2 separate regions of the Mus musculus genome follow, and region 1 is linked to region 2. Evidence: chromatin loops called from intact Hi-C (ENCODE). Cell type or tissue: heart. All regions are shown on one strand. Each heading gives the region's core, and the rest is flanking DNA. Links, peaks and the distances in the headings are about the cores only.

Region 1 (4,925 bases), core at 256-4,255, 160 kb before region 2:
GTAAACAGGTCAATAAATGGGTAATTATGAGTGTTATTGGTTCTTATCCTGGGATAGGCACAGTGCTAAGTTCATTGGCAAACATCGTTTCCTTGCATCCTCATCAAAACCTTTGAGGAATGGGGTATCTTTATTGTTATTGATAGAGTTTTGAGACTGAGATTCAAGTAGGTAATCTGTTAAATTCGAGACTGTATAGCTGTTAAAAGATGAACTTGGAACTTGATCTCTTGGAGGCCGGATCCCAAGGCCTTGATTATAAAACCTCCCAAGAGTCCAGCTTTCCTGATAGGATAAAATAGTTTACCTTCATTAATTTTTTTTTGTGACTTCTTCAACATATGAGGTAGAGCCCACTGGTTCTGTGTTGGTGATGATATAGTTCCAGTTCCCTTTGTGATGGTGACTAAGGCTCTTTTCTTCGGCTCCTAAGCTCACTTGGGTAGAGCTAATGAGAACGAGGTGATGAGGTCCAGCCCCCATTGGCGTCTGTTCACTGGACTGAGATTCAAGGCCACGAAATTAACCTTTCACCTTAGCCAGCTGCCTCTCAAACACGTGCTGCTGCTAATCAGAGAGAATAAGGAGGGTATTGTAGCTAAAATGCTATAGCCCCCCAAGACCTTGACCAGCGGTTCAATGACATTAACTTTCCAAATCAAAACTAGTCATTATTGCCATTCAAATAAATAACTTTAAATGCCATCTACTTGGTGTGTGTGTGTTTGTGTGTGTGTGTTTATTTGTTTGTGTGAAAGGAGAGAGCATTGTCAAGTGAGTTTGTAAGTTCGACTTTTCTTTACCACAAGCCTTTTCTGAGTGTTAATATAATGTCTGTTGTATATCTGCTAGAAGGGTGTGTATAGTGTAGTAGCGTTTTTCAGAATTAATTTGACCCGAGGACCATCTTCCTTCACTACAACCCTTAGAAACATACTTTAAAAACCGGTGATCATGATGCATCCCTTTAATCCGAGAGCTCAGGAGGCAGAGAGCTCTGTGAGTTCAAGGCCATCCAGGTCTACAGAGTGAGTTCCAGAACAGCCAGGGATTTGCAGAGAGATCCTATTTCTAAAAGCCAAGGAAAGGACAGGACAGGACAGGACAGGACAGGACAGGACAGGAATGGAGCATACTGTATTTAGTGTGCCATTATACCTCAGTACTGATTCCAAGAGCTCCAGACTTTTCCACGATACCCAATCCAAGGATGCCCAAATTCTTTTTTACATAATGGCATAAGTATTTGCATATCACCATATGATCACTCATATATTTTAAATAATCTCAATCTGAATTTTATTATGCAAAAAAACCCAATGGTGATGTTCTGCATATTAATAGCTATTTAGAAAGCAATGACAAGCAAACAAACAACAACAGCAAAAGCCCCAAACTATATTTGGCAGCCATGATTTTCATTCTACACTGGATAATTCAGTCCCAAATCTGCAAATGTGGATGCGCAACTGTATTTGCTTTGTTCTAGTCTCATTGACTATCTGTGGTAGAGGTGTCTTTCACACTGGGGGAAAGTTATAAAGTTCAAATTTCTGTTATGTGTGTGTATCTTCTTCCTACAGCTTCTATCTTTACCACCTACGTGCTTCGTCATCTCTTGTTTAATTTTTTCTTTTTTTGTCTGCCCTAAGTTTTAGGCAGAATCCTATGGCTGGCCACAGTACACTTGCCAAGATTCTAAGATAAAGATACTTGCAGGGACTAGAACCCAGGTCTCCAAGCTCGGGCCCATTTCTCTTTCTGGCAGCCTTTGCTGCCTCCCAGTGGACAGAGCCCTTTCTGGGAGCAGGAATCTTGATTTGATTGTTCTCTGGAAGCCCTGTGCTAGGTGAGCTGTAATCACTTCCTGTCGTTGCTGTCCATTTATAAAGTGACCTTGTCTTAACTCTTTGAGAAAGATTAAACACCCCTCCCCCATAAATAGAGTCGAGCACATTATTAACCAACATTTAAAAGCACTACTTATGGGTTCTAAGAACAGACTGTAAAGTTGACTGTTCTAGAGACAGTAATCCCGTTGCTGGCAGGAGAAACCCTACGGGCTGAGTAGGTTCATGTGCTTCAACCTTGAAAAGAACTGTGTCCGGCCTTACCGCCTTACTGCGCATTTTTTCCCTCTCTCGTTTCTCTTTCGTTCTATAGGTCTAGTGCCGAATCTGATGATCTTATAATTTGGAAAAAGAAATGTAAGAGTGGGAGATAAATCTTCACTTTCTCTTTTCTCAAAAAAATTATACCCAAGTGAACAATCTTTACGCTCTCTCCTGCAGTACTACTTAGATGCTGCTCCAAAGAACAGTAGGGCTGCCAAATTCAGCTGGGGTTTTTAACTAAGCTCTGCTTCGGTGATCCTCTCCGTTGCCTGAAGAATTCATTATAAGGAAATAAACACATTAACAACTCTTTGGTCTTTTACATCTCTAATATTTATAAAGTGCCGAAGTCTGCTGAGGAGAGAGCAGGTGGTTCCCACCCGTCAGCTGAATAGGTGTTTGGTTATGTTACAAAACGAGGTGCCCCGATTAGCCTTGACTATAGATTGTATTGTCCTTCATCCATATCGAAAGCTACCTAGTTATGAATATTGAATGGCCTGGCTTTTAACACAAGGCACTTACCTTTTAATTGGCCATTGGTTTGTCTTTAGCTCCTAGATATCTCCACTGAGATTCAGATGGAGAGGTACCGAGCAGGATGGAGGGTAGGTAAAGGGTAAAATGACCAGGCATAATTAAATGGAAGCTGGCTAAGTTAGGGGTAGGCCAGAGCTAGAGAAAGAGGTGGATCCCTGGCACTCTGCATAGCTTTTGGTCTTACCGCCAGACTGTGCTTGGTACTGACCTCCCCCCAAAGCACGTTTTAACTCTCTCCCTGGCTTCGTACATATGCACACGTGTTGACTTCTAGCGGCCCAATCACCATCATGACTCCCGTGTTCCCAAACCCAGAGCCAAACAGCAGGCGGGGGCTTGGGGCTCTCACTGCACAAACTTGGCAGGGAGAAAACGACTGTTAAGTGAGAGCTAATTGGAAGCTGCCTGAACTGTACTCTCTCAGAGCTATTTACAATATCTTTTGGGCAGCAGCTTACTGGTTATTCGGCTCTTGGGGGAGTGAGTGTGGAGAATCAGAGGACAGTGTTCCAGGCGACAAGGCGGTGGCAGTTTGTGAGGCTCCTGACACATGGACTGTATTCAGTGTTCATCCTTGGTATGAATTCTCGGCTCTCCCTTTTGTGGAAAGAACAGGTCACTTCCTGTGTATGACACATCCCTTCCTATTCTCATGTAAGCCATGCCCTCCCTCTGGAGAGGCACTTAGGTGCCCATTCTTGGCCCATGTCATTCCTATAAGCAAAAGGACTACTGGAAGCTGTTCTATGGATATGATAGCTGTTCTGTGTTAAAACAAAACCAAACATTCTTACCTGGGATCCCAAAGTAGGGCAAGGGAGTTTTCTCAATTGGAAAAGTCATATTGTTGGGACCTGGGATGCCTCTGTGAGAGCTCTGTAGCACTGGGGCTGTTTGGCTTGTTCTGTGTTCGAATCTTTCCCTCCTACTCCACAGACATTGGTTTTAAGCTTCCCCCCATGCATCCATTTATAAGTGACAAGCCTCTCCCCTTCTTTCTTGAGTCAGGTTCTCACTGTATACCCTTGACTGGCCTGGAACTCATTATGTAGACTAGGCTGGCCTTGAACTCAGAAAGAAATATCCATCATCTCCTGTATTATCTGAGTGCTGGGATTATAGGCAACAATCACCACATGTAGCCAGGTCATTTTATAAAACATACGTGTGTGTGTGTGTGTGTGCGTGTGCAGGTGTGTACATGCCACAGGACATATGGCATATGTGGAGATTCGTAGATAGCCTTTAGAAATCAATTCTCTCCTTCCATAGTGGGATCCAGGAATCAAATACAGATGGTCAGGTTGACATAGCAAGTACTTTGACCCACTGAGCTATTTTCCCACCAGCCTGCAGGTCACTTCAAAATTGTCCTGTTTAGCTGCCGCTCCCAATCCATGAGGTAGACTAAGATCATCTTCTCCATCAGTAATTGCATTCTGGATCATCTCCATCATCCTTCCGTGTGCTGGGTTCAGAGCAGGGCAGGATGAGGGTGGACAGCGGGGAGAGAGCAGTAGGCTCCAAACAAGTAAAGCTGGGCAGGTTGAACCACTACCATGACTCAGAGATGTAGGGCCACTTCTCCTTCTCAGCAAGATGAGAACCAGCCTTACAAAAAACCCAACTTAAATAGAATATCACTATCTGTTTACAGATGTTGAATTTGTGGCCATCGTTACAGGGACACTGTTAAAGTTTACTTTTTGTTTCATTTCTAAAGTCAGAGCTTGTGGAATAAGAAAACGCATTGTTGCCTTAGGCAAACAGCTGCATTGAACTCTTTCTAAAACACCCAGTGTAAAAAGCCACACTGCGCAGACCCACTGTGTTTATTTGAAGAGGGTGTCCCAGAGGTGCTGCTTTGAGGCTATTCTTTGTCAGGGTCGTTCTCCTGAGTTCTGAGTTTTGCATGCTTTCAAACACTAGGGCATTCCATCAATTTACAAGTAACCCTACTAACTAATTAGCCTTTTGTCTGTGTGACTTTGTATCCAGGCATCACTGTGGATTTATATTCATCTCTTCCTCCTGTCCCATTGCCTTGCCTACCAGCTTGAGTTAAAGAATTGCCTCTAAGTGCATCCCCGGAGCCTGGGTACAGAGTGAGATAATGAATGTATGATTACTTTTGTCATTACCAACTGAAGGTTTTGAGGTTCAATTTTTTTCCCGGTTTTTAATTTTTTTTTAAATATACCTTCTCCTTGTATTTTGCTTCTTCTTTCTTTTCTCCAGTGGGAAAAGAGCTAGCTTCTGAGAATCTATCTA
Region 2 (4,925 bases), core at 648-4,647:
CATGGATCTGAAGGCAGAGGCAGTATGAAGTCATGCCCCAACCCCCCGACTTCTGCAGCTTTTCTTGGGACAAAGGGGGTTTCCCGAGCCGCCATACAAGCTTTAGCTATTAAGATCTATAAGTCCGTCACTCAGACAGCCGGCACCCATCCAGAAATGCAGGCGCCTGTTGCCCAGTGCATTCACTTTCTCTCTGCCAGCTGGCCCGGGGAGACTCGGTGTGCCAAGCAGGGAACGTGTGAATAGGATCCATCCATGCCCGCACATCCCCTGAGAAGTACAAGCCCTGTGACCAGAAGGGCCGAAAGCTAGCCCAGAGAAAAGAAGAACTTGCTGTGTCTCTAAAGAAAAATCCCTAAACAGAAATGCTCAAAATAGTAAAACCATCCCAAGAGTGTCCTGTGTTTTTGTTGTCATCCCCTGCCTTAGAAACTTCACCCACAGCTCCACGTGCTGTGGCTCTGAGCCAAGTGGGAAGAAATGACTGCACTTTCCAGGTCCTGGCTAGAGCGCCCTTTGAAAAATCAGTGCGGCCTTGATACCTTAAGAAACACTCCATAAAGATGCTTGCACTGAAATCCTTAAAGATCTTACTGTCTCGTTGCTGGAAGGAAGTTTACAAGTCCCTTTCTGATATCATATGCTGTTTATGCATACCTGATTGCTAATAAGCCAAGAAAAATATTGGAAGGATTGAAAGATATCTTGTCTTCACACCAAGTGGTATCACTTTAGGAGGCTTTTGACCCTGAACGAAGCCCTGTGTGATTCTAAGGGGACAATACTGAGTATCAGAGTGAGTCCCAGATTTATAGATTCTGTGCACTGGAACCCTCTGAAGAGGCCATTCTAGGCCAGCAGCCAGGAAGATTCCCGCTTGGTCCTCTAAGGTCTGAGTTCCGTCAGTACTGGGCTCTCTGGAGCCTATCCATCAACCGTTGTCTGGCAGCTGCCTGTAATGCTGGATTGTGAAACTGGGGGAATCAAATGGTTAATCATTTCCATTTACTTGATAGACGACTCTTTAAAATAACTCACCCAGACAGCTTTTCCATCAAAGACGGAAGAGGCTTGAGCACTTCGGGGGAAGAGCGCCTATAAGTACAACCCCAAGCTTCAGGCTACTAAGGAATGGAAGATGTGGGTCCCGACACTGTTTAGAAGAATCAGTTCATAGCACAGTCATTTTCCAGCTGGAGAAGTGTCCACCGGTTTGTGGATGGTTATGCCTGTAAGGAAATGACAGAACCTGAAAGGTCGGGGTGGAGGAGTAAGGGGTTGGGAAGGGGGGAGGTGTTCTACAAAGCTTAAAGCAGTTTGGTGTACTCTTAGGCCTCGGGGGAACCCTTCACAGATACCAGTCCTGTGCTTGGGTGACTCTCCCTCACACAGAGAGCCATTGCCTTAATGTCAGCATAGCATTGCTTGTTTAGAATGGCCACATATGAAAGGCAGATCTGAGTTTTGGGAAATGGGCACTGGAAGAGACGGGAGAGCAAACGTGTTCTCTCTGTACAACTTACAACCGGAGGGTGGGGCACGTGTCAGGAACCAGCTGTGGCAGGACACAGATGCCTAAGACGCCATAGTTCTACATCCTACTTGGCTGCTGTGCACAAGAGCGCTGAAAAGACCCGAAGAGGTGCATAATACATGATCCGGGAGATCATGGGAGATCACCATGTCACCACTGGCTTCCAGGAGCTCTCGATCTTGGTGGCAGGAGCCTGCCTTGTTTTAGCCAAGTTTCTGTACCTTTATAATCTGTAAGTGTGCTAGCAGAGCGTGTGCTTTCTGTCATCAGGTGACACAATTCAATGTGCACAAAGGGTCCCAGCGGATGAATGGTTTCACTTTCTAGAAGTACAAGGGCAGGTTACTTCTTTCTCCACTGGCTTCAGAGCTCTGCCTGGCTTGGGCTTGGCACCTTCTTCTGCCTTGGTACCTTGAAACCATGAAGAGACTTCCTCAAGCCTTCCCTAAGTCTTATGTCCCTTCTCCAACCATCTCTTTATCTTGCTCAGCTGAGCGAGTCTCAAGCTTCACTCCATAGCCTGAAACAATGCCTTCTGCTAATATGCCCTCCTCCCTGTCTGCCCACATTTGGGAATCTCAAATCGGAGTAGATCCCAATTCCCCAGCTCCATGGAGATGTTGGTAGCTATGGGACCCTTCTTTAAACAAGTCCTCGGTGGGGAGAGAGTGCCCTCTAGTGGGCATCAGCCAGGAGCGACTCTGGAGCTGTGTTGCTCAGCCAAGGACAAAACAATCCTTTGCACAGACCTCCCACTGGCTCTCTTGAATGTGCCTTTGGGTTTGGTTTGTTTTTCTCCTTGTGTGAAGAAAATAAATAAAGAATGAACAGCAGGAGGCCAGTTGTGAGGGCTGCTCCAATCAGGCTGTGACAGTCTCCTTATCGCTGGAGTTTTAGCACCGGATTAACCCTAGGGCAAGTGATAGCAGCTGATGTGACTTCAGGTGTTTTCTGAAGGCTGTGACAACCTCTGTATAAATCACTTACCTGTCGTGACTGGTCTCTGTCGTGATTGGAATGGGAGGCAGTGATTTGTGAGTAGGAAACCCCTTTAAGAATTATTAGCTAACAAGGATAAATATCTTGGTGTTATGTACAGCCAGTGGGGCTGTTGGGACCCTGTATGACCAGCATGCACAGGCAAGGGGACTCTTAAAGCTCAGTTTCAGGGAAAGCTGTTGGGCAGGAGAGGGAAAGGAAGGAGGGAGGGGGTGCTGGGCACCCATCAGGGAGGCGGGAACCTGATCATATGTGATGGCTGCAGGATTAGGTAACAGCTCGGCTGGTTGAAATTGGATCTTGGAGGACGAGTGTTAACATCTCTGGTGTCCCAGTGAAAGGTTCATTTGAGTCTTGCATGGTGCTAGAGAGATAAAAAGGAGCTTTTAAATAAGCATTTTGTATCCAGCTCACCAGAGTACTGACTTCAAGCCATAAATAGGAAGTGTCACTTCTGTTAGCCGTATCGCTTATTTCTTTAAAGCTGGCGGCATTTTTTTTTTAACTGACTAGCTGAACAATTTCCGGGTCAGTGAATCCAAATACCTCAGTTTGTTTGTTTTGTTGTTGTTGTTGTTGTACTAGTATCTTGAAATCTTGTCCTGGGAAGAAATACAGACCTGCAAGATTCTCTGCCTTTTTCAAACACACACGTGCACCCCAAGACCATCAGAGCAATCACCTCCTATGTACTATAGCACAACAAAGTGCTCCCCTATTTGTGCCTACTTCTTGCACATTGTCCAGTGTAGTTTACTTTCATGAGTAGAGTATAATTGAAATGGTGCAATGTGTGTGTGGACGGAGGACGGTTCTTCTGGGTTTCTTCTTCTTCTTCTTCTTCTTCTTCTTCTTCTTCTTCTTCTTCTTCTTCTTCTTCTTCTTCTTCTTCTTCTTCTTCTTTTCATTCTCTTATTTTCAAATCTCTGGTAGAACCTTTCTTTACATGTCTGTAAAGCAATTGTGATGAGTCTTGGCAAACCCAATCTCCTCTGAATGAGTATTCAATTAGAGCATTTACCATGTAAAAATTAAGCTCCTTTATTGTTGCCCACCCCACTTCTACCTGGGTAAATCTTTACCCACCCAGGAATCAGTGCATCCCAATGCACTGTCCGTGGAAACTTGCAGTCTGGGTAGGCAAGGACTGTTATACAATAGGCCACTACTGTCCTCTGCATTGCTCCTGCAGCACCCTGAGGGAGTTCCCTGCCTTATTGAAAATATCAAAAAAAAAAAAATCAAGGATAAGCACACTCTTCATTAGGTTGAGGAGAGTTGATAAAGAGGAACTTGGTTGTTTAAAAGCACCGAGGCACAGGCCTGACTGAAACCCAGAGAGGTAGAAAGAAAGAAATATCAGCCATATGGGAACCAGCAGTATGAACCTGTTCATGGTCACTTGCCTGAGTACCAGTCAGTCTATCTTTCTTCTTCCTCACAATTGCTTTTGCTGCATCTGGGAGTTTAGGAGGCCATCTTTGGCACCTGCTCTGTCGGAGGAGAGGAATACCTGACATTGCTTTGGGCAGGCATTGCCTGGGCGGGCAGCCGCCTACTGATGGGTAACATGTTCTTTTTGAATGTGCTGTCGTGGATGAGAAAGGATGATGGATATCTATCATCATGCCTTAGTGGCGGGCCATGTGCAAGGACCATAGGCTGCAGAGTCACCAGGAGACATCTTTGGTCGCATTACTGTCTTATTAAGCATCATGGGATTTTTTTTTTAATCCCAGGGAGTTTGATTTGGTTTCTTCTAAAGAAAGTACATTGGCTCTCTGAGTCAGAAGACTGGATTTAGAGACTGGTATAGTGAGACATATATTTATAATCCTAGCATACAGTAGAGGCCAAGTAGGGGTTTTATGAGCTTGAGGCCAGCATGGATGTGTATAGTAAGACCTTGTTGAATGAACAAATGAATGAATGAGGATTCAAATATCACCTCAGAATGGTATTAGATTGATCATCTTAAATAATCAATCTAAAACAACGTATTTCTAATAGCTCAGAGGTAATTTCTTTTTTAAAATTTGTGAAGGGCTCATAAATATCTTTTTGATAAAGTGATTAAAATTCACCAAGCAAAGAGTCACACCTATAAACCCTACAAGTGATACCTTCATACCTACCTACCTTGGATGTGATGACAGCCAGATTTAGAGACCCAATGTGTGGAAGGTTAGATGCTCAGTGTCTTCAGAGCCTGGCATGTAGGTCATGCAGGAAGTAGTGTTCCCATCTAGTCCCTATCGTAAGGAGCCTTTGTTGGTGTTGAGTTTGTCAGAGGATTTTGTAGATCTCAGTAAAAATGTGCATCATACAGAAGAGCATGGCTCTGTTGTTCATAGTCACTCCAAGGGCTGTTTCTATAGAAAGTTCTGAGCCT

Evidence for each region. Hi-C counts contacts between places; a loop is a spot of excess contacts. Peaks named below come from ENCODE experiments on the same cell type or tissue, not always from the same donor. Only the 100,000 strongest peaks of a DNase experiment are listed, where the experiment ranks them.
Region 1: a loop joins it to region 2, with 3 times the contacts of the local background. A loop is called at or near these places in 6 of 42 quality-filtered maps.

The regions. Positions count from the first base shown.
Region 1 is chr1:168,373,436-168,378,360 of GRCm38, reverse strand. All of the region lies in intron 2 of Pbx1 (pre B cell leukemia homeobox 1), which reads left to right. Gm51671 (a long non-coding RNA gene) reads right to left here. Exons shown (of 2, transcript XR_003948152.1): 2 at 1-4,925. Among named protein-coding and RNA genes, the nearest start is that of Gm51671, 30 kb to the right of the region's middle. In heart, for the core only: a CTCF peak has its summit at 1,787 (motif pointing left); a DNase peak (open chromatin) is centred at 2,970; H3K27ac peaks cover 550 bases.
Region 2 is chr1:168,211,617-168,216,541 of GRCm38, reverse strand. The region is part of intron 2 of Pbx1 (pre B cell leukemia homeobox 1); the gene reads left to right. Among named protein-coding and RNA genes, the nearest start is that of Gm51671, 130 kb to the left of the region's middle. In heart, for the core only: a CTCF peak has its summit at 2,209 (motif pointing left); a DNase peak (open chromatin) is centred at 2,211; H3K27ac peaks cover 1,543 bases.